Regions from separate parts of the Homo sapiens genome. Here regions 1 and 3 are each linked to region 2. The links are chromatin loops, found by intact Hi-C in ENCODE. Cell type or tissue: Caco-2. All regions are shown on one strand. Links, peaks and the distances in the headings refer to the core of each region. The heading gives the core; the rest is flanking DNA.

What was found. Peaks named below come from ENCODE experiments on the same cell type or tissue, not always from the same donor. Only the 100,000 strongest peaks of a DNase experiment are listed, where the experiment ranks them.
Region 1: a loop joins it to region 2, with 2.9 times the contacts of the local background. A loop is called at or near these places in 2 of 110 quality-filtered maps.
Region 3: it touches region 2 in a loop (3.0-fold over the local background); 15 of 110 quality-filtered maps call a loop at or near these places.

What each region holds. Positions count from the first base shown.
Region 1 is chr9:95,266,223-95,272,861 of GRCh38, forward strand. The region is part of intron 1 of FANCC (FA complementation group C); the gene reads right to left. Among named protein-coding and RNA genes, the nearest start is that of FANCC, 48 kb to the right of the region's middle. RefSeq lists a silencer at 2,505-2,799. In Caco-2, for the core only: CTCF peaks have their summits at 2,783 and 2,997; DNase peaks (open chromatin) are centred at 2,669, 3,769 and 4,091; H3K4me3 peaks cover 467 bases.
Region 2 is chr9:95,423,454-95,430,092 of GRCh38, forward strand. It overlaps LOC105376156 (a long non-coding RNA gene), which reads right to left and starts at 3,377. Exons shown (of 3, transcript NR_188614.1): 1 at 3,271-3,377. RefSeq lists a silencer at 3,245-3,634. In Caco-2, for the core only: no CTCF peak of the experiment used is centred there; DNase peaks (open chromatin) are centred at 2,718 and 3,458; H3K4me3 peaks cover 1,874 bases.
Region 3 is chr9:95,491,532-95,498,170 of GRCh38, forward strand. All of the region lies in intron 2 of PTCH1 (patched 1), which reads right to left. Among named protein-coding and RNA genes, the nearest start is that of PTCH1, 14 kb to the right of the region's middle. RefSeq lists enhancers at 2,148-2,889, 2,816-2,905, 2,890-3,629, 2,966-3,015, 3,066-3,285 and 1 more. In Caco-2, for the core only: no CTCF peak of the experiment used is centred there; DNase peaks (open chromatin) are centred at 2,640 and 3,060; H3K4me3 peaks cover 1,682 bases.

The DNA.
Region 1 (6,639 bases), core at 559-5,558, 160 kb before region 2:
GCTTGTAACTCTTACACAACCACAATATAAAAAATATACAAATTAAATACCAACAAATCTACAAAATGAGTAAAATTTAAATTGACAAAATTAATTCAGCGTGATCAATGATGCAGTCATTGAAACTCACTTTGGACTAACCATGTAGGGCTTGGTACCGACAGGCAGGTTCTGTTGACTGGCCAATACTAACACATGCAGGGAGACAGCTTAATTCACGCATCACTTTCCTCTTCAGAACCACTGTGCAACGGCAATCTCTTAGCTCAAACACGTTATTTACATTTTCACCTCTGTTCTTTTATAATATCTCCCTATATTTAAAGCAGTGCTCCTTGGCACCAATACAAACACAACTCCAGGCACTGAAATTTTAAGACATTACTTAGTTAGAATTGCAGGCATTTAGGTGTGTGGAATTATGAATTTTTAAAAAATTACCACCAAAATGAAAAATAGAAGGTGAAACCTTTGTAGAGAACCATAGCACCCTAATAAATCCCACCTGCCTAATCCCACTCATCTTTTGGGGCCTGCAAGCCTCAGACGGAGTTTAAGTAACTATATGCTATGGGTCACTGAGCTCACATAGGAAGCGTTCTTGTGGTTAGCTTTCAGTACTATGTAAAACCAAGTATCTTTCTTTCCTTTAAACTCTCTGCCCATGTGACTTCCAGTTAAGATGGCACGGTAAATTCACTTTTGGATGGATTCTCTTTACTCCAAACATACAGCAATGAGAGGGGAAACATAAAAAGAAAAAAGGAAAAGGATACAGGCAAGCACACACACAAAATAAACATTTCTATGAAATCGATACGAGACAGAAACACAAAGAGGCAAGACCCCGAGGACAAAACCATGAGCAGCCAGCCCCTCCTATGCTAGGGTCCAAAAACAGGCAATGAAACTGTAGGTTTGGGTCTTAGAAGGGTTGGGGGCTAAACAGAGGCACAAACGACAGAGTGAGAAACTAGCACCCTTGCTGGAAGGTGGGATGGAAGGTGCTGACTAGAGCCCTACCCCTCCATGCCTGAAGGAAGGCTCGCAGCATCCTTGCCTCCTATGGAGTGGCGGTCTAGGGAGGATGGAGGACACCTGTCAGGCAGGACCAGGCACTGCGTGAAGCAGCCATGAATGCCCAGGTAACTAAGCCCCCACTGTGAAAGCTAGTTCTGCACCCAGGCTCCATGGAAGCCAGACAGAGACAAGCAGAATGAGGCTACACAGGGGAGAGTGTGCAGAGAGGGAGAAAGAGGCGAAAAATGACTGAATGAGTGAAAAGTTTTTAAAACCTCATTCAAAACATGTCATTTAACCAAAGTTCTAAAGTACATGAAGAAATAAATGCAACTAACAATATCAGACATTAGATCACAAATTCACTTCAGATGAAGTTAATCAGTCCAACAAATAGGTATATTTAGATGCTAAAAAATCCTAACAAAGTATACTTAAGACACTAAAATAATCCCAACAAAATATATTTAAGGTGATTTTTAAAACCAACAAAAATCAGTATATTTAGGGTGCTTTTTAAAAAAGCTAATTAAAAAATAAGAAAGTATAAATTGAAAAGGCAGAATTAAAAGATGGCTAAAAAAAAATCAACTGCAAAGTATGTAAATCAGGACTACGGTCATTAAAACCTAAAAACTCAGTGCACAAGATACTAGACAGTAGACTGGAGAGGAAGCACTCTGTCTTGACAAAACACACTGCACATCACTGGATCTGCAGCAGCACAGCTCAGGAGCCCAGCTGCTGGCCCCACAGCCTGGCCTCACTCGGACCTGGCTGGTAGCCTTTCGACATCACAGGTGACTGAATGGGTCAGATCAGCACATCCAGGCTGTGAGTCCCACTAGCATTTTGCCTCTCCCCTACCAGTTGGTGGATATAGGTGAAGTAACTTTCGTTTTATACAACCCCTACAGAAACTTGATGAAAAAGCAGACCCTGAAATGCTTCAGGCAACAGATTTGTCCTCCTTGTAATAGATAACTCACTCTGGATTTAAATTTATCTTCTTTGCCCACCACACTTCTCCAGCATCACCAAATGTGGACTTGACTGGATTCCTTATTCACCATCATGGTATCACAACCAACTTCGGACCAAGGAACTCATTATATAGCAAAAGGAGTAAAGCAATGGGCTCCTGCCAAAAGGGTCTGTTGTCAGCTAAGTTACTACTAGCTGCTGCATGAACTCGATGGCTTTCACCTGTATTCCTTCATCACTTCCAAATTTCTCTACTACATATTTATTTCTTTCTGCTGCATCTTCTCTGAAGCTTAAACAGGAAACAAACATTAACATAAAGGAAAACATAAACAAGAATGATACCCTGAGTTATGTGGAAAGGAACTTTGATTTGAGGAATCACAGATGAATAACAATATAAAAAATCTTGGAAAACTGGTAACAATACACATCGTAATTGTTTGGATAAACAGTCACATTTTTTTTTTCTTTAAAAGGTTAGAAAACCTCTCATTTAGGTTCCCCTGGAAAGCAGAGCTCAGACAGGCTAGAGAAGGTAAAGACCTTAATTCACCCCCTCATTTCCAAAGACAGAAAGCCTCTCACCAGACCAGCCATGTGATGCCCTCCAGGTGTGTGCCTGGCAGCTATGAAAGGGGACTGACAGGACACAGGCCCTGGAACCAGCCGCTGTGCTCTCAGAACCTCTCCAAAGCCGATGCTATGCTATAGCACAAGAGCACCACCTACTGAGTTCCAAGGGACAATTTAGTCCATTTATTGAAAAATGGCTCAGTAAAATATGACTGTGGAGGGATGAACTCCACATCATTTCAATCTAGTTGGCTGTGTCTCTTTCTTTTAAAACTAGAACCCTTGCCAAGACTCCTGAAAAAGAAGCAGCATGCCTTCTTATTCTCCCATTTTCACTTTAATTACCACAGTAAAATGAATGTCTCTTCCTATCAAGCTTTGGCTATCTTAATGAATACTGCCATTTCTAGATCCCTCTTCCCCTACCTGTTTTCCAAAGGGCAGAGAAAACCTCTAGGGGAGCAGTAGTCCTAAAGGGTCTGGGAAGGATGTATGTAAAGTCAGTCATTCGGTCAAATTTTAAACCCTATGAGGCACAGTGCTGTGATGGGGGAATTGTTTTTACAAACTCGTTGAAAGATGATTACAATAGTCCTTTTCTCCTTGAGGAGCTTAAGATGAGCACAGAGGTTCTAAACCAGCAAAGCTGGAGATCAGATGATCCATTAATAAAATTGAATACAGAAGAAAATACGTAGGTGTAAGGAAAGATGATTTATGGGATAAGTAACATTGGGGAGAGCTGATTGCTTCTGCTGTGCTGTGTATTAAACATATAGAATACAACTGAAGGCAAAGAGCGGGTTCTTTCTGGAGCCCTTCATGCCTTACATGAAGCCCCTAGGTACTGCCCAGTACAGTTCAAGTGACACAGACTCACTCGAACAATTCACATACATTCCAGCCTGGTTATCACGTAGTTTTGCTATGTTTTATTGGTCTGAGAGGGACACTCTGGGAACCATTATTGTAGGGGTGGGTTGCCCCTACACACCTGTGGGTGTTTCTCGTAAGGTGGGACGAGAGATTTGGAAAAGAAAAAGACACAGAGACAAAGTATAGAGAAAGAAATAAGGGGACCCGGGGAACCAGCGTTCAGCATATGGAGGATCCCGCCAGCCTCTGAGTTCCCTTAGTATTTATTGATCATCTGCCTTCAAGCATCTGTTTAACAAAGCACATCCTGCACCGCCCTTAATCCATTCCACTCTGAGTTGACACAGCACATGTTTCAGAGAGCACGGGGTTGGGGGTAAGGTTATAGATTAACAGAATCTCAAGGCAGAAGAATTTTTCTTAGTACATAACAAAATGGAGTCTCCTATGTCTACTTCTTTCTACACAGACACAGTAACAATCTGATCTCTCTCGCTTTTCCCCACAATTATATGTCAGCCTCTCCCATGCCTTAGTCATGATTAAAAAGCTGCAGCTTTTGTTTATGCCAACATCTGCACCAGTACTAGTCCTCTCATCCAGTACCGGTCAGGGACCCGTCGCAGCGAGAGCACTTGCAGGCCAACACGAGAGGGGAGCCTGTACAAAGCAACCACCCGGAGAAACGGCAAGCACTCCAGAGATCAGCCACCCGAGAACTGTGAGAGTGCACATTTATTACTTTGGAAATCATAAAAACTTCAAAACAGCAAATGTGTCTATACTCTGTTTCAATTATTTCACAGAAAAATAAGATACTTCAGAAAAATTCCAATCCTGATTCTCTAGTGCATAAACTGCTGTGCTAAATGTGCAGTTCATACTCTACTAATGCCGCATGGCAAGGCAAGGAGCAGGCAGCAGTCGCAGGGAGGATAAATCCAACTGAGTATGAAAACCTCCAGAAAGGGACCTGCTGAAAAAGAATGAGGTGATACATGGACAAATTCTAAGATAAAGGGCAACCTAGGTATTTAACATATTTAACATAGGTAAAGTAGAAAAAACCCAACCTGGGGATTCAGAGGTCCATTGGATTTTTTTAAAACATAATATTGAGATTTAGTTGACTAATATAAAATGCCACAATGTTAGAATACACTAACAGGGGTCTAGCAAAAATTTCATAATCCTGCTCGATTTGGCCCATTTGTGGACTTCACTAGAATGTTAGGTGTAGTGGAGAGGAGCAGTCACCTCTCCAGCATCCATTCTCCACCCTCCCCCTTCTTAACGAGACTGGAAACTTCCCAGTCAGCATATTTGAGTGGGATAAGAATGGGCTCTGATTAGGTTAAAGCAGTGCTCATCAACCAAGGACAGTCGTGCCCCAGAGGGGACCCTTGACAATGTTTGAAGACATTTTTGGTTGTCACAGCTGGGAGAAGGATGTCACTGGCACCCAGTGGGCAGAGGCCAGGTACACCGCTGAACATCTACCAAGCACAGGACAGTCTCCCACAACAAAGAATTAGCAGCCCAAATGTCGGCACCTCATTCCCACACTAGCACATGGGACCTGTGAATATTACTTTACATGGCAAAGGAATGACTATTACCTTGTACAACAACAACTACTACAAAGTGGTAACATTCAGGATCCTGAGAGAAGGAGCTTGTCCTGGAATATCAGGGTAGGGTAGGCCACATGCAACCTTATGACAGAGGCAGAGCAAGTTGGAGACAGACACAGAGGAGGCAGCAAAGTGAAGACAGAAGCAAAGATTGGAGGGATGCGGCCACAAGCCCAGGAATGCCATGCTGGCCGCCAGAAGTGAGAGGAAGGTGTCCCCAGAGGGAATGTGGCCATGTCAGTTTTCACACTTTTGGCCTCCAGAACTGCAACAAGATATGATTCTGTTCTCTTGATCCAACAAGTTTGTAGTAATTTGCTATAACAGCTTCGGGAAACTAATATCGCATCCTGCAAGGAGGTGTATGAATTGCAAATTACAAAAAGGGAAGCAAAGTTACATCTTGCTTTTTTTTTTGATCTGAAGATTCCCTTCTACCAATATACCAAAGGTTTCCACATTAGGAGTTTCTTCTACTGTCAAAATCCCCAATGAAAAATATTATTAAGCACTTTTGCTGCTGAATGCACGCCTTAAAAGTTTATCACCTGACTCACCAACCACCTTCCAAAGTATGGCTCCTTCCCTCTTCCATCAATCCCATCAAGCCTCTTCTTTTTTTTTTTTTTTTTTTTTTTTTTTGAGATGGAGTCTCGCTCTGTCGCCCAGGCTGGAGTGCAGTGGCGCGATCCTGGCTCACTGCAAGCTCAACCTCCCGGGTTCACGCCATTCTCCTGCTTCAGCTTCCCAAGTAGCTGGGACTACAGGCACCCGCCACCACGCCTGGCTAAATTTTTTTGTATTTTTAGTAGAGACAGGGTTTCACCATGTTAGCCAGGATGGTCTCGATCTCCTGACCTCGTGATTCGCCTGCCTTGGCCTCCCAAAGTTCTGGGATTACAGTCACAAGCCACCGCGCCCGGCCCCGCCTCCTCTTTTTTATTGAGGCAACAAAGCATCATTTTAACACATTTTATGTACCAATTACATTTATTTAATTTTGGATTATTTACTAATAAAAAGTTTTCATTGCTCAATGATATATTTTTCTATTTGTAGAAAGTATTTGGACATCTTAGGTTGGGATGGAACACATCATAACTTTTACCACTAAAATGAACATAAGTTAGCCGGCTGCAGTTGAGAGGCCAAGCGGGTGGATCACTTGAGGCCAGGAACTCGAGCCCAGCCTGGCCAACACAGTGAAACCCTGTCACTACTAAAAATAGAAAAAATTAGTTGGGCGTGGTGTCATATGTCTGTAATCCCAGCTACTCGGGAGGCTGTGGCGAGAATTGCTTGAACCCGAGACGTGGAGGTTGCAGTGAGCTGGGAGATCACGCCACTGCCCTCCAACCTGGGTAACAGAGTAAGACTCTGTCTCAAAAAACAAAACCAAAACAACAACAAAAAAATTAACAGAAGTAATTTTTCATTTTCTAGCTTTTCACTTACTGGCAGGATTCTTAGAATTAACATCATTAAGTGAGGGATAGGCATATTTATTTCATCTATAGCAAATGCCTGTGAAGTAGCTTGATTTCTTCAC
Region 2 (6,639 bases), core at 563-5,562:
GAACAGGAGGAGGGGGAAGGCTGAATAAGATCACTGCCAGTTGTAATATGTGGGAATCAGAAGACACTACTGACAGGTTAGATCATAAAAGATTAAGTAAAGAAAGAAAAGGAGTTAGGGAAACCATAACATAAAATATATGAAAACAAAGGTAATAACTAGAACAAAAATATTCTTAAATACCAAAAGAAACCTTAAAAATTAACATGAATGGCTGGGCGTGTTGGCTAACGCCTGTAATCCCAGCACTTTGGGAGGCCAAGGCAGGTAGATCACCTGAGGTCAGGAGGTCGAGACCAGCCTGACCAACATACTGAAACCCCGTCTCTACTAAAAATACAAGAAAAATTAGCCAGGTGTGGTGGTGTGTGCCTGTTGTCCCAGCTACTTGGGAGGCTGAGGCAGGAGAATCACTTGAACCCAGGAGGCAGAGGTTGCAGTGAGCCGAGATGGCACCAATGCACTCCAGCCTGGGCAACAGAGCGAGACTCTGTCTCAAAAAAAATTAATATGAATGACATACTAAATAGAGAAAGAAGCACAATAAATAGTATAAAATATACACCAAACTATAACATGAAGTAATATGACAGAGTCGAGATTAAACATGTCACATTAAATGTGCGTAGACTTAATTGACCTATTTATGATAAGATTTTCAAATTGGTTCATATAGGGCCAGGGACGGTGGCTCATGCCTATAATCCCAACACTTTGGGAGGCCAAGGTAGGTGGATCTCTTGAAGTCAGGAGTTCGAGACCAGCCTGGTCAATACATCGAAACCCTGCCTCTACTAAAAATACAAAAATTAGCTGGGCGTGGTGGCACACACCTGTAATCCCAGCTACTCAGGAGGCTGAGGCCCAAGAATCGCTTGAACCTGGGAGGCAAAAATTGCAGTGAGCTGAGATCATGCCACTGCACTTCAGCCTGGGCAACAGAGCAAGACTGTGTTTCAACAAAACAAAACAAAACAGAACAGTTGCCTCATACAGCAAAACCGAAGTCTATGCTGTGATCAAAAGACACATCTAAAACACAGTGATTCAAAACGAGTAAAAAATAAGGAATAAAAACAAAAATTTACCAGGTTAATAGAAACAATAAGAATTCAGGGATTGTTATGACAGTTTAAGACAAAGTAGCATTTAAGCCAAAAAGCATTAAACAAGATGAAAGAGATTTAGTAAAGCTGAAACCATAGTTCGCAAAGGACTGGAACTTGTATTGGAGGAAAATGTTATAAAGAAAATTACTGGGGCAGTTGTCAAAATTGGAATATGGACAGTAGTTTAAATAAAAGTGTTATATCAAAATCAAATTTTCTAAATCAGAGAATAGCCTTGTCCTTAGAAAATATGGAATTATTAAGAAATAAAGGTATATGATGTATGCAACTTACTTGCAACTTGTTAAAAAAGTGGGAATCTGGGTAAAGAGCAAATAAGAGATCTGTGGATTGTGCTTGCAACTTTTTGGCAAGTGCGAAATTACTTCAAATTAAAAGTAAAGTGGCCGGGCGCGGTGGCTCACGCCTGTAATCCCAGCACTTTGGGAGGCCGAGGCTGGCGGATCACGAGGTCAGGAGATGGAGACCATCCTGGCTAACACGGTGAAACCCCATCTCTACTAAAAATACAAAAAATTAGCCGGGCGTGGTGGCGGGAGTTTGTAGTCCCAGCTACTCAGGAGGCTGAGGCAGGAGAATGGGGTGAACCTGGGAGGCGGAGCTTGCAGTGTGCCGAGATTGTGCTACTGCACTCCAGTCTGGGCGACAGAGCGAGACTCCATCTCAAAAAAAAAAAAAAAAAAAAAAAAAAAAAAAAATTAAAAGTAAAAAGAAAAAGCAAACTGTATGCATTGTGAAAACTCATCAAATTTCCTCTTATTTGTGCATTCTACTGTATGTACGTTTTACCTTAAAAAATCCATGAGCCGCCGCGCGCGGTGGCTCACGCCTGTAATCCCAGCACTTTGGGAGGCCAAGGCGGGCGGATCACGAGGTCAAGAAATTGAGACCATCCTGGCTAACGTGGTGAAACCCCGTCTCTACTAAAAAATACCAAAAATTAGCCGGGTGTGGTGGCAGGCGCCTGTAGTCCCAGCTACTCGGGAGGCTGAGGCAGGAGAATGGCGTGAACCTGGAAGGCTGAGCTTGCAGTGAGTCGAGATCGCGCCACTGCACTCAAGCCTGGGCGACAGAGCGAGACTCCCTCTCAAAAAAAAAAAAAAAAAAAGAAAAAGAAAAAAATCCATGAGCGATAAACGAAGATTGAACTCTAGTTATCTAACTAGAGTTAGATAACTACATGCTGAAGTGTTAAAGATTGAAGAATACTGATGTTAGCAACTTGAAATTCTTAAAAATAAGACGACTTGGTGGACAGGTAAGATGGGGACAGACAGGTGGTCATACGCGTGATAAAAGCAAATATAGCAAAATATTAATTACAGAAAGTAAGTGGTGGGTATATGGGTATTAATTGCATAATTCTTTCAACTTTTTCCGTTTGTTCAAAAATTTTCATAAGATGTTGGGGGAAGAAGAGGTGAGTCAGTGGTTTGAGTCAGTGGTTTGATGCTGTGCCGCCTTTATATTAATAAACAGCTGGGTGGCTGGCTAGATCTTCCACTTTCCAGCACTGTCTCTTTTTACTTGGCCTCGGTTAAACTTTAACAACCGGTCCTGTCCCAGGAAGAAGTCTTGGAAGCAGCAGACCCACCCCCTGCATCTCACCCTGGGGCCCTGAGACTCTGTGGGTGAGCACATTTGTTACTTATCAGAACTGGCCCCCACAAATCTAGCTCCATGTCCCCATTTCTCTAAACTGGGAGTACATTAGTCCAGGGCCCTTCACACTTTGATTTGCTTCCTTAGAAACACAGGCGGCCCTGCCTGCACACACCTGTTCCCTGTCCCCGATGCGGCCAGCCGAGCCCCCACTGCCACGGGGAGGTCTGCTTCGGGTTTATGTTTTAGGGTAAGAAAAAGGCCATTAAAATTCTCTCTGATGGTTGAGTCCCTGCTTGTGGGGGAGGGGGAGACGGAGCCAAGGGGAAGAAATTTGCTGGTAAGCAAAGCCCCACTTAAAAATTTTCCCTTTCTTTCTTTTTGTTTCTCCTTTTTTCCCCCTTGAAGCGGCTTTCCCTGGAGTCAAAGCATTTTACAAAAACAAACCACTCCAGAGCTTTCAAGTCTAGGGAAAGCTCAAGCAAAGTTAATTAACATGAAGGTTCTCACAAAAGTTAATTAACATGAAGGGACTCACAAAAGCTGTCTGCTGGCATCTGCTCGCCTGCCTGCCATGTGCAGCGGCCCCTTTGTGCCCGCGCACCCGGCCCGGCCCGGCCCTGCCTGCGCGGCGGCTGCGGCTCTGGGCGGCCCCGGCTCCCGGAGGCCTCTCCCCCGCGGCGGGGCGGGGCTCAGACACCTGGCTCCTGCGGGGCTCCTGCCCTGCTTCCTGTCCTGGTTCCTGCCCCGCTTCCTGTCCTGGTTCCTGCCCCGGCTTCTGCCCGGGTTCCTGCCCCGGCTCCTGCCCCGGCTCCGGTCCGCGGCGAGAAGGTGCGGCCGGCACGAGGCAGCCGCGGGGAGAAGGAATAGAGCGAGCGAGAGGCGCCGGCCCAAGGGGCAGCCAGGAGCCAGACGAGGAAAGCAAGGGAGAAAGGACAATCACAAAATCTCTTTAACATGTGTCTCGTGCAAATCAAGGTTGTTTTTGACGGACTAACTTAAAAATACTGATACACGGCTCTGTGATACACATGCGCAGTGGCTCAGCCTGTAATCCCAGCACTTTCGGAGGCCGAGGCGGGCGGATCACTTGAGGTCAGGAGTTCGAGACCAGCCTGGCCAACATGGTGAAACCCCGTCTCTACTAAAAATACAAAAATTAGCCAGGCATGGTGGCGCACGCCTGTAATCCGAACTACCAGGGAGGCTGAGGCAGGAGAATGGCTTGAACCTGGGAGGCGGAGGTTACAGTGAGCCCAGATTGCACCATTGCACTCCAGCCTGGGTGACAGTGAAATTCCCTCTCAAAAAACAAACAAACAAAAAATACATGCAAAGTATAAATCCCACAAAACAGTCATATCAGAACTGGAGGTCATTATGTTAAGTGAAAAAGGCCAGGCACAGAAAGACAAACATCGCATGTTCTCATTTATTAGTGGGATCCAGAAATCAAATCTGTTGAACTCATGGACATAGAGAGTAGAAGGATGGTTACCAGAGGCTGGGAAGGGGAGTGCGGGGCTGAGGGGAGGTGTGGATGGTTAGTACAAAACGTAAGAAAGAATGAGTAAGACCTACTATTTGACAGCACAATAGGGTGACTATAGTTAATAATAACTTAATTGTACATTTAAAAATACTTAAAGAGTGTTAATTGGTTTGCAACTCAAAGTATAAATGTTCAGGGGATGGATAGCCCATTCTTCATGGTGTACTTATTTCACATTGCATGCTGGTATCAAAACACCAAATATACCCCATAAATATATACACCTACTATGTACCCACAACAAATTTTAAAAGTAATTTAAAACAATTTTTTAAAATCATATAAGGAAATAATGTAATGAATAATATATGACATATTAAGTAATAATTATAATTATTCAATAATATAAAGTTGATATCAATAATCAATATTAAATTTCATCTGTATGAATACTATAATAATATAATAAAAATGTACATTTTCTGTTTTTTTTTTTTATACAGTCTTGCTGTGTCACCTAGGCTGGAGTACAGTTTCACCATCTCGGCTTACTACAAGCTCTGCCTCCTAGGTTCAGGCAATTCTCCCACCTCAGCCTCCCAAGTAGCTGGGACTGCAGGTGTGTGCCACCACACCCAACTAATTTTTGTATTTTTAGTAGAGACGGGGTTTCACCATGTTGTCCAGGCTGGTCTCAAAGTCCTGACCTCAAGTGATCCACCTGTCTAGGCCTCCCAAAATGCTGGGATTACGGGCATGAGCCTCCGTGCCGGGCCTGCCTCTACTCTTATATAAAGATACATTTTTTTTTTTTTTCAGAAACAGGATTATAATGTGCCTACATTTTTGGGTAATTAACGTTTTCATTGATAGTAGGTCATGAACATTTTTCAGTGTCAGTAAATATATGGTCTCTGCAGACCCACAAGGATTTTTCTAATCTTCCAGATAAATTGTCACAAATAAATATGTACACAGGTTTTGCTATGCCACCCTTAGGTGTATACAGTTGAATACAAATGTGCAGTGTTTACATAATGAACCACCTGAGGAAAGGTTATTTCCTTAAAAGAAAGGTTTACTGTGTGAATGCTTCCCTGCAAAGAAGTTGTACAATTGTGTCGGAAAAATCCATTTGTTTGGATTTATAAATTTTGGAGTTCTGCACCATGTACCTGAAACTTTGCTATTAGGGATGGATATGGTTTGGATCTGTGTCCCTGCCCAAATCTCATGTTGAACTGTAATCCCCCATGTTGGAGGAAGGGCCTGGTGGGAGGTGATTGGATCATGGGGACAGATTTCTCCCTTGCCGTTTTCATGGTAGTGGGTTCTCATGAGATCTAGTTTTTAAAAGTGTGTGGCACTTTCCCCTTTGCTTTCTTTCTCCTTCTCCAGCCATGTGAAGATGTGCCTCCCCTTCCACCATGATCGTAAGTTTCCTGAGGCCTCCCCAGCCATGCCTCCTGTTCAGTCTGTGGAACAGTGAGTCAAGTTTTTCTTTATGAAGAAAGAAGTTTTTCTTTCTTCCTAAATTACCCGGTCTCACATAGTTCTTTATAGCAGTGCGAGAACTGACTAATACAGGGACATTTGCCCGGAATGTGAATTTGGTTCCCTTGAGAGCCTTTAAACTGTTTATTTCCAGGTTCCTCCCGGTGTGAAGGAGCATCACTGACTCATGCAGGTCTTTCTTCATTCAGGAACTGGCCCTCCATGGCTGTCGCAGCTCCTTCGAGAACGCCGTGCTGCGGCACTCATGTGCCTGCCCAGAAGCTGCCCAAGTTTGTTCACTGGGGCTTATTTAGGAATTTTGGGGTGTGGGGCTGATAGACTAGGACACAAAGAAAAGACCCGAGGAAGGCAGGGTTTTCACTACAGGTACTTTCTATTATCATGGCCATAGATTTTGTTTTGTTTTTTTCCAAGTGCCTCCTACGTTTCCAGGGGTTCCTGAGACCACTGGACTGAATTGCCCAGTCACTGCTTTGTAGACATCCATAAACAGAAGCATTTTAACATGGCTGGCTCGGGAAGAAAAGTGGATTGTACACACTGCAGCCTTCCCAATCCTGAGGTGATGCAGATGGGCTGGAGACAAAAACTGATCATTTTCATTTCCTCCCGTATGGACTGTTTCAGAATATTCTGCAGCTGATGACAAGAATGGAAACTGTGGATATAGCCAGTAAATGTATACTTAGAAGAGACCAGAAATACTTGCAAGAAAGAGGCCTGCTATGATGTGAGTTGTGTCCCCCCAGATCACATGTTAAGCCTAATCACCAGTGTGATGGTATTGGGAGGTAAGACCTTTGGGAGGGCCTCATGAATGAGATTAGTGCCCTCATAAAAGAGGCCCTGAAGAGCTGCCTTGCCCCATCCACCTTACAAAGGTGCATTGAGAGGGGGCCA
Region 3 (6,639 bases), core at 780-5,779, 68 kb after region 2:
TGATGTTACAGGGGAGGGGGCATAGCTGCAGAGTTTGGGTGGCTTGCCCAAGGTTGCCCACCTTATTAGTAAGAGGCAGAACTGACCCTTTAACCCAGAGTCCAACTACCCTGCGAGCCTCATGGTTTCTGAGCACCAGCTGAGAACATGAGTACAGCAGGAGGTAGCCTAGGAGTGCCAAATTCCACAGAGCACACTAGACAGGTTGAGCATCCCTAATCTGAAGGTCTCAAATGCTCCAAAACCTTCCTGAGTGCCAATATGATGCTCCAAGTGGAAAATTCCACATCTGACCTCATGTAATCAGTCACAGTCAAAACAGGCTCACAACCATGAAGATGACATGTTACAACTGCACAAAAAGTTAACTATAGCAGACCTGGTAAAAATGTGTGATGGGCTTATTGAAAACTAACGCATCGTGCATTCACAACCAAACAGGAAATCATGTCAATTCATAAAATCAAAGAGAGACGTCTTAAGACAGAAACTATTGTTAATGAGGCCGGTGATGCTGGAGGAAACATTCTGAAAAGCCATCCAGCAGATGTCTCCTCGCCCCTACACAACCCACTCCCTGATCCTTCAACTGCTTCTGATGTTTCTTCTCACCTAAAAAAATAAAACATGGTGTACAGTAACCTCTCAGTGAAAACACAGCATTGCAGGTGGAGACCGGAAGCTGCTGTTGTTTAGCCACTGATGCAGGTATCTGGTGATGCTATTGTGCTGCTTGGGTACCCTGAACACATTATTTTTTTCACTGCATTAATGGAATGTCGTGGTTTTTTTACTGGTAAGTACGTAGGTGTGAATTAGTTTAAGAAAATGATTGCTTATCGGCAGCATATAAATTTTAAGTCAGGAAGGATGGGAATGCCACACAACCAGATTGTCCACATGGGTGGCTGAGATAGTGACATCTTTGCTTTCAGACAGTTCAATATACACCAACATTGTTTCAGGCACACAATTATCTTAAAATATCGTATAAAATTCCCTTCAGGCTAGATGCATAAAGTAGTTGAAACATAAACAAATTTCATGTTTAGAGTTGGGTCCCATCCTCAAGCTTTCTCATCATGCTTATGTGTGAATATCACCCCCCCTTAAAAAAATCCAAAATCCCATACACTTCTGGTCCCAAACATTTTGTATAAGGGATACTCAACCTGTATTACGCTCACAGCTAGAATTTTAGAATGCGTGAAATATGACAATAATCCGTATTTTTATTTAAAGTACAACCATGTTGCATCAAAGACTTTTCTCAGCCAGTGAGGAGATGCATTTTTTTCAGTAGGGCTCCCTGGGTCACAGTGGACAGGCCTCATTTTCCTTCTGGTCCCCAGAGAGTCCTGTCTTAGAGGGGGCAGATGAAGGCACACAGAGAACATGCAGCCCTAAGCCTCTTTACCTGCAAATTCTGCCATCTTATTCTCCAGAAATCCAAGGCTTAAGCCAATTCTTTGAAAGGCAAAAGAAGCATCACTTCTGCAAATAAGTTTTTGATCAAGCTCTGCTGATCCTCTCATCCCCAAATCAAGCCAGGCTTAACTTTCCAAAGTGAAGAAAGGCTAGCTAGCTCAGGTGGGATGCCAGCTGACCCAGAGGCCCATACTTCTAGGCCAATATGATTCCAATCCACTGTAGACAAGAGATGTTTCCCTCATCACGCTTCCCTGCTGTGCCCCTCCTCAGCACAGCCTTCTGCACAGAGCTTAAGAAACTTCTGTGTCATTCACACAAAAACCTTTTAGCAAAAGCTTATTGTGATCCACATAAAGATGATCTGAGGGACCAACCGAAGTTATTTTCCACAAAATTCAAGTCCTGCCCATGCACCTCCGTATGTGAGGGACGCAGAGGGGCACCAGGGGCATGGCACACCAAGTGTGCTGAATGAATAAATGAATGCGCAGTCTCAATACAGAGCCTTGGGAACAGGCAGTCATCTGTATAAGTTATTAATTCCCCCCAAAGCCTCAAAAAGTCAATCAGTCAAAACAAATGACCCTTTCAGCCTGAAAAGTACCCACTCAGAGTCCAATTAGGAAAATAGGGTCTGTGTATATGCAAGCGTTGCATTTGCATTTGATTAATCCCATGAATTATCTAACAGCCTCTAGAGAGATTTTCTTTTTCTTTTAGTTGCTCAGGTCCTCCTTTCAATGTTGCATTTACTTACTGTGAGGCCGAAAAAGTACAAATCTCTAAGCGGGTGTAACTGCAAAATTATTAGCACTGCCTCTTTTTTATAATCGAAAAACAAAAAAAAAAGAAAATTCAGTAATGTGAGCAATTGGCTGAAAATTCACGGGCTGTGAATTTTAGTCCTCTCCCACCCATCTCTTTTATTCAGGAGGAGCCAACCGCTGTCCAAGTTTCTGGGCCGTTTTTTTCCTTATGAGATTGTGCCCCTGCGTGTTGCCATGGGAAAAACGCTACAATCAGCCCAAAGAGAATGTGCCTTCATGAAGTGAGCCCAGTGAGAGGTCAACCACCAAAGCATAACGAGAAAAGGACACCCCCACCTGCCCACGGAACCGCACGGGACCGCACGGGGCATGTGGCAGGCTGGGCGCAGGTAGTGCGCAGGCGCTCGCGCGGGGTTCTGCAACGCGCATGCGCCGGAAGCAAGCTTCCCCGCCCCCACCAGCTGCTGGCAGTGCCATCTGTTATCAGCCTTGCCCAGGCTGCTCCCTCTGAATGGCTTTCCCTGACGCAGACCTGCTCGCCCTGTCAGATGCAATCAGGTCAGCCCGGCACTCTGCCCACGCTGGACCTGCTGCCTGTCGCAGCTCCCACCAGCTCCCAAGGAGCCACGAGTTCCCGAGACGACGCTGCATCTGCCAGGAGGCCCCTTCTTCATTGGTTACTTGCCACACTGGCAAATGAGGGCTGTGCACCGCGCCACCTGAGACAGGCCCAAGAACGTTGCTGACTTCCTGCAGAGCACAGGCGGAAATGTCTTCCATCCGGAACAGCGTACTTTCCAAGCTGGGAACTGTCCCAGGTTCTACCACAACCTCAGGTGCAACCAGGCCGCTCAAGCGCAACAGGCAGGCAGATGCACACCCAGGTCCCGTCGCTCTGCAGGAAGTGGGCGGGCCCAGAGGTGTGATGACGAGCGCGCGCTGGCTCAGAGGCCACACTCCAGCAGCAGCAGGCAGCAGAACCCAGGAACCAACACAGCGTGTTTTCATCAAGCTTAGTTGAAACCTCCTGAAGTCTTCATTAAAAAAATAGAAACAGAAAGAAACCCAACAACAACAACAAAACCCAAGTGCTTCCACGGCAGGCTCTCCATCACAGCACTCAAGGCATTGCATAACATTAACCCCAGTTTCCTTCTCTCAGCTTCTGTGGGGCTGACATCACCTCTCAGCTCTGAACAGTCTTCTTGCCATTATCCAGCCTGGGCCTCTCTTCATTGGCCTCCCACTTGAGCCGACATGGGGGAGAAGACAATGCGAGTCTCCACCTTCGCACGCAGGCTCCCTGGCCTCCGGTGAATACCACGCTGGCCTCATTTATCTCCTGCACTGTTCCTTCCCTCTGCATCTGTGCAGGGAGACTCACGTCACTGGGGGCCACTTTCATGATTTTGTTGCCATCAGGATTAGCTGGATTAGGGGCCAGTACATAAGGACCCCCTGGTGCCGTGAGGAAGTTTCATCACCGGGTCAGCATGGTGTGAACTATATTCTGTCAACACCACCACTTCTTATAGCCACCAACCAAAAAACGGAAGGGTGGAGGTGGGGGCGTGGCAGAGAAAATACCTCAAGTGCAAAATGTATAAACTCATCATAGCAATAAATTCCCGCATCATGCATTTCAAAGTATGTGAGCCATTCAAGACTATCCTTTCAAACAAGAAACCCATGTGATTCTTTTTTTTTTTTTAAATCTATAAAGAATTTGGTGGGTCTGACAGTGGAGGTAGGGGGAGTAAGTATAGGTAGGCGAGTAAGTATAGCTACCCAGAGGAAGAACAAAAAGCCCACAAAAGCTTTTTTTAGCCCCTTTCTAAAGCTAGTCAAGCAGTTTGGGAAGAGTTGCACTGCTGAAACCTTATATTTTGTTCAAGGCTAACACCTCCAGAACGGTTAGTTCCTCCTCTTCTAAAGGACCAATGCTATCCCATCCAGCAAGGATATCCCCCCATCTAATGTGAAATAAGACAATGTGGGCAGGAGAGTGGTGGAGGGAATGGTGTGGGGGGTAAAAGGATGGGTGGGAAGAAAAACAAAACAGAACTTTTAACTCCTTTTAAAACTTCAATGACTGAATTTTTTCCTCCCAGGGAATCATTTACCTACCTCCATCCCGGCCCCACTCATCTGGACCCTGCATGAAGTACACACACGATTTCTACAGAAAGTAATGGGATTTCTGCAAGTGTGTGTGAGTGTGTGTGTTTTATAGAGCAGTCCCTCTTGCACAGAACTGGGCTGTCCCATCAAAGCCGTATCTGTTATATTTCTGTCTTTCTCTTCTGTTTGGCGTATTCACCAACAAGAGAAAAGGAGGTAAGCTTTGGCGGCCCTGACCTGCAGCTGGAACACAATACTTTCGCACAGCCCTGCCGACCCCTGACATAAATTTTACACCGCAGCTGGCATTTACACACTCAGCATTACCATATGTATAGCTGCTCGGTGCTAATTATGCTAATCACCTGTCTAACTCGCTGCTGCGAAAAATGGTTGCATTTAGCAGTCCAGCGCCTCCCAATGCAGCTTACTGTGTGGCTGAAATGTACATTCAGACGGCCCTGAATGGCAAGATTTTTCCACGTTGCTGGCTACATTCAGGCCTCAGAAAAATTTATTCAAGTCAACTGGTTTCGGTCCGCAACAAAAAAGTTACGAGAAAAAAGTGAGTGTGTTCTTGCCCTAACATTCTGGATCTGCTTGCAAGCAAAATGATAAATCAATTGGTGTGGGAAACAAAAAGGGAGAGAGATTTCTTTTGGGAGCCATGTGAAACTGTAGCCTATTAAAAAAAAAAAAGAAAAAAAAAAGGGTCATCCTAGTCCCCAAATCTCTAGAAAGAGCAGTTAATAGATATTTAGCCCTAATCCCAATTCTCTCAAATTGCAAGCTTTGTTTGCAATTAAGCAAGGTATTAAACATGTGCAATTTTTTTTTCTGGATCATGTGTAGACCAAAATGATGGTATCATATTTATCATTTTTTACTTATTACAACAATGTGTAAATCTCATGAGGAAAATAAAGTAAGAAGAAAGAATTTCTTAGGCAGCTAGGAAAAATTCTTTTGTTATTTTCTCTTAGAAAGCCTCTATTTAAAAAGAGGCTGTGTGATGTTTGAGTCTATTTTGTGAAGGTTGCTGGTTTCCCAGTAAAGGAGCAGAGGAAATCAGGGAGTGGGGGTGGGAATGTGGAAGAATTCACAAAAGGAAAAAAAACAGCGGTGGGAGGAGAAAGAGGGAGTCAAGAAGCCTACATTTTCCTTCATCTCAAAATTCCTGTTTTTATCATCACTATTTCTTAAAGCCGTTTTCTCAGATCACTCTGTAGAATAAATTTCTTAATCAGGAGAATATTGGCGCAGGTATTTCAACAATTCCGCAAATTCAAACTGAAATCCTATTTCTTCCTAACTCACAAAACATGTTCGTATTAATTTTTAAAAACCCTGAGTGTAGTCACTCTCAGGGCTGCTTCATGTTAGGCTATCTGGAAGGATAGGTAATATTTGGGTACTCCAATTTCCTGTCATTGCTGGCAGCATCGTACGACACGTTATACCGGAGGGTGGCCCAAAGTGCCAGTGACTTTCTCAGCTCCGAACAATCATCATTAGCAGACTTCTTACTTCAGAAATGCAGAAAGCAGGAGAAAACTGGAAAGCCATTTACTTCAGAACATATCGTGGGCTACATCCCTCAGTGCCACAGAACACCAGACTGGCTTTGCAACCCATCAGCTTTTCCAGGCTTGGAAGGTGCACCCACCCGGGAGGGCTTCCTCTCACGGAGGAGGTCATCTTGGAGGCTCGGGCTCTCTCCGCCTCGCTTCCACTCACCTTTCCATTTAACCACCAGCAAATGAATAACAGGATGCTCATGCAACTTAAAGATGCTGCTGTGACAAGAGCGCTCTTCCTGTCTCTCCCCACCCTCCATTCTGTCCCACATTTTATAAACTTATCTGACCCAATGAAGCAACACTATCCAAGCCACATCTTGATTTGTTTGGCATCCCAATTCAAGTTGCTATTCTTTGCCATTCCAATGTGTTTATCTGGGTTTTGTAGTTTCAAATCTTGACTGTGCAGCCAAAAACACAAATGACACAACCACCACTGGGCTCACTACAGAGCAGAGGGTTTACCCCCCCACCCCCCATCCTCTCAATCTCGCACTCTTCTTAAATAGGAGATGGACCACCCTGCCTCGTGGCACGGAGTGGTGTTTACATTGCAATACTTGACTGTGTAATACATCTGGCATTTTTGGGCAGGATTCCTGAGCTAGGGGCCAGAAGCCCTTAAGCAATGATTTAAGGGGGAAAAAAAATCATGCACATTGACTTAACAAAGCCCATTTCCAGTTCCTTTTGCTTACTTTTATACATGTCTCATTAATAACTGAAAACTATCTTGGTTG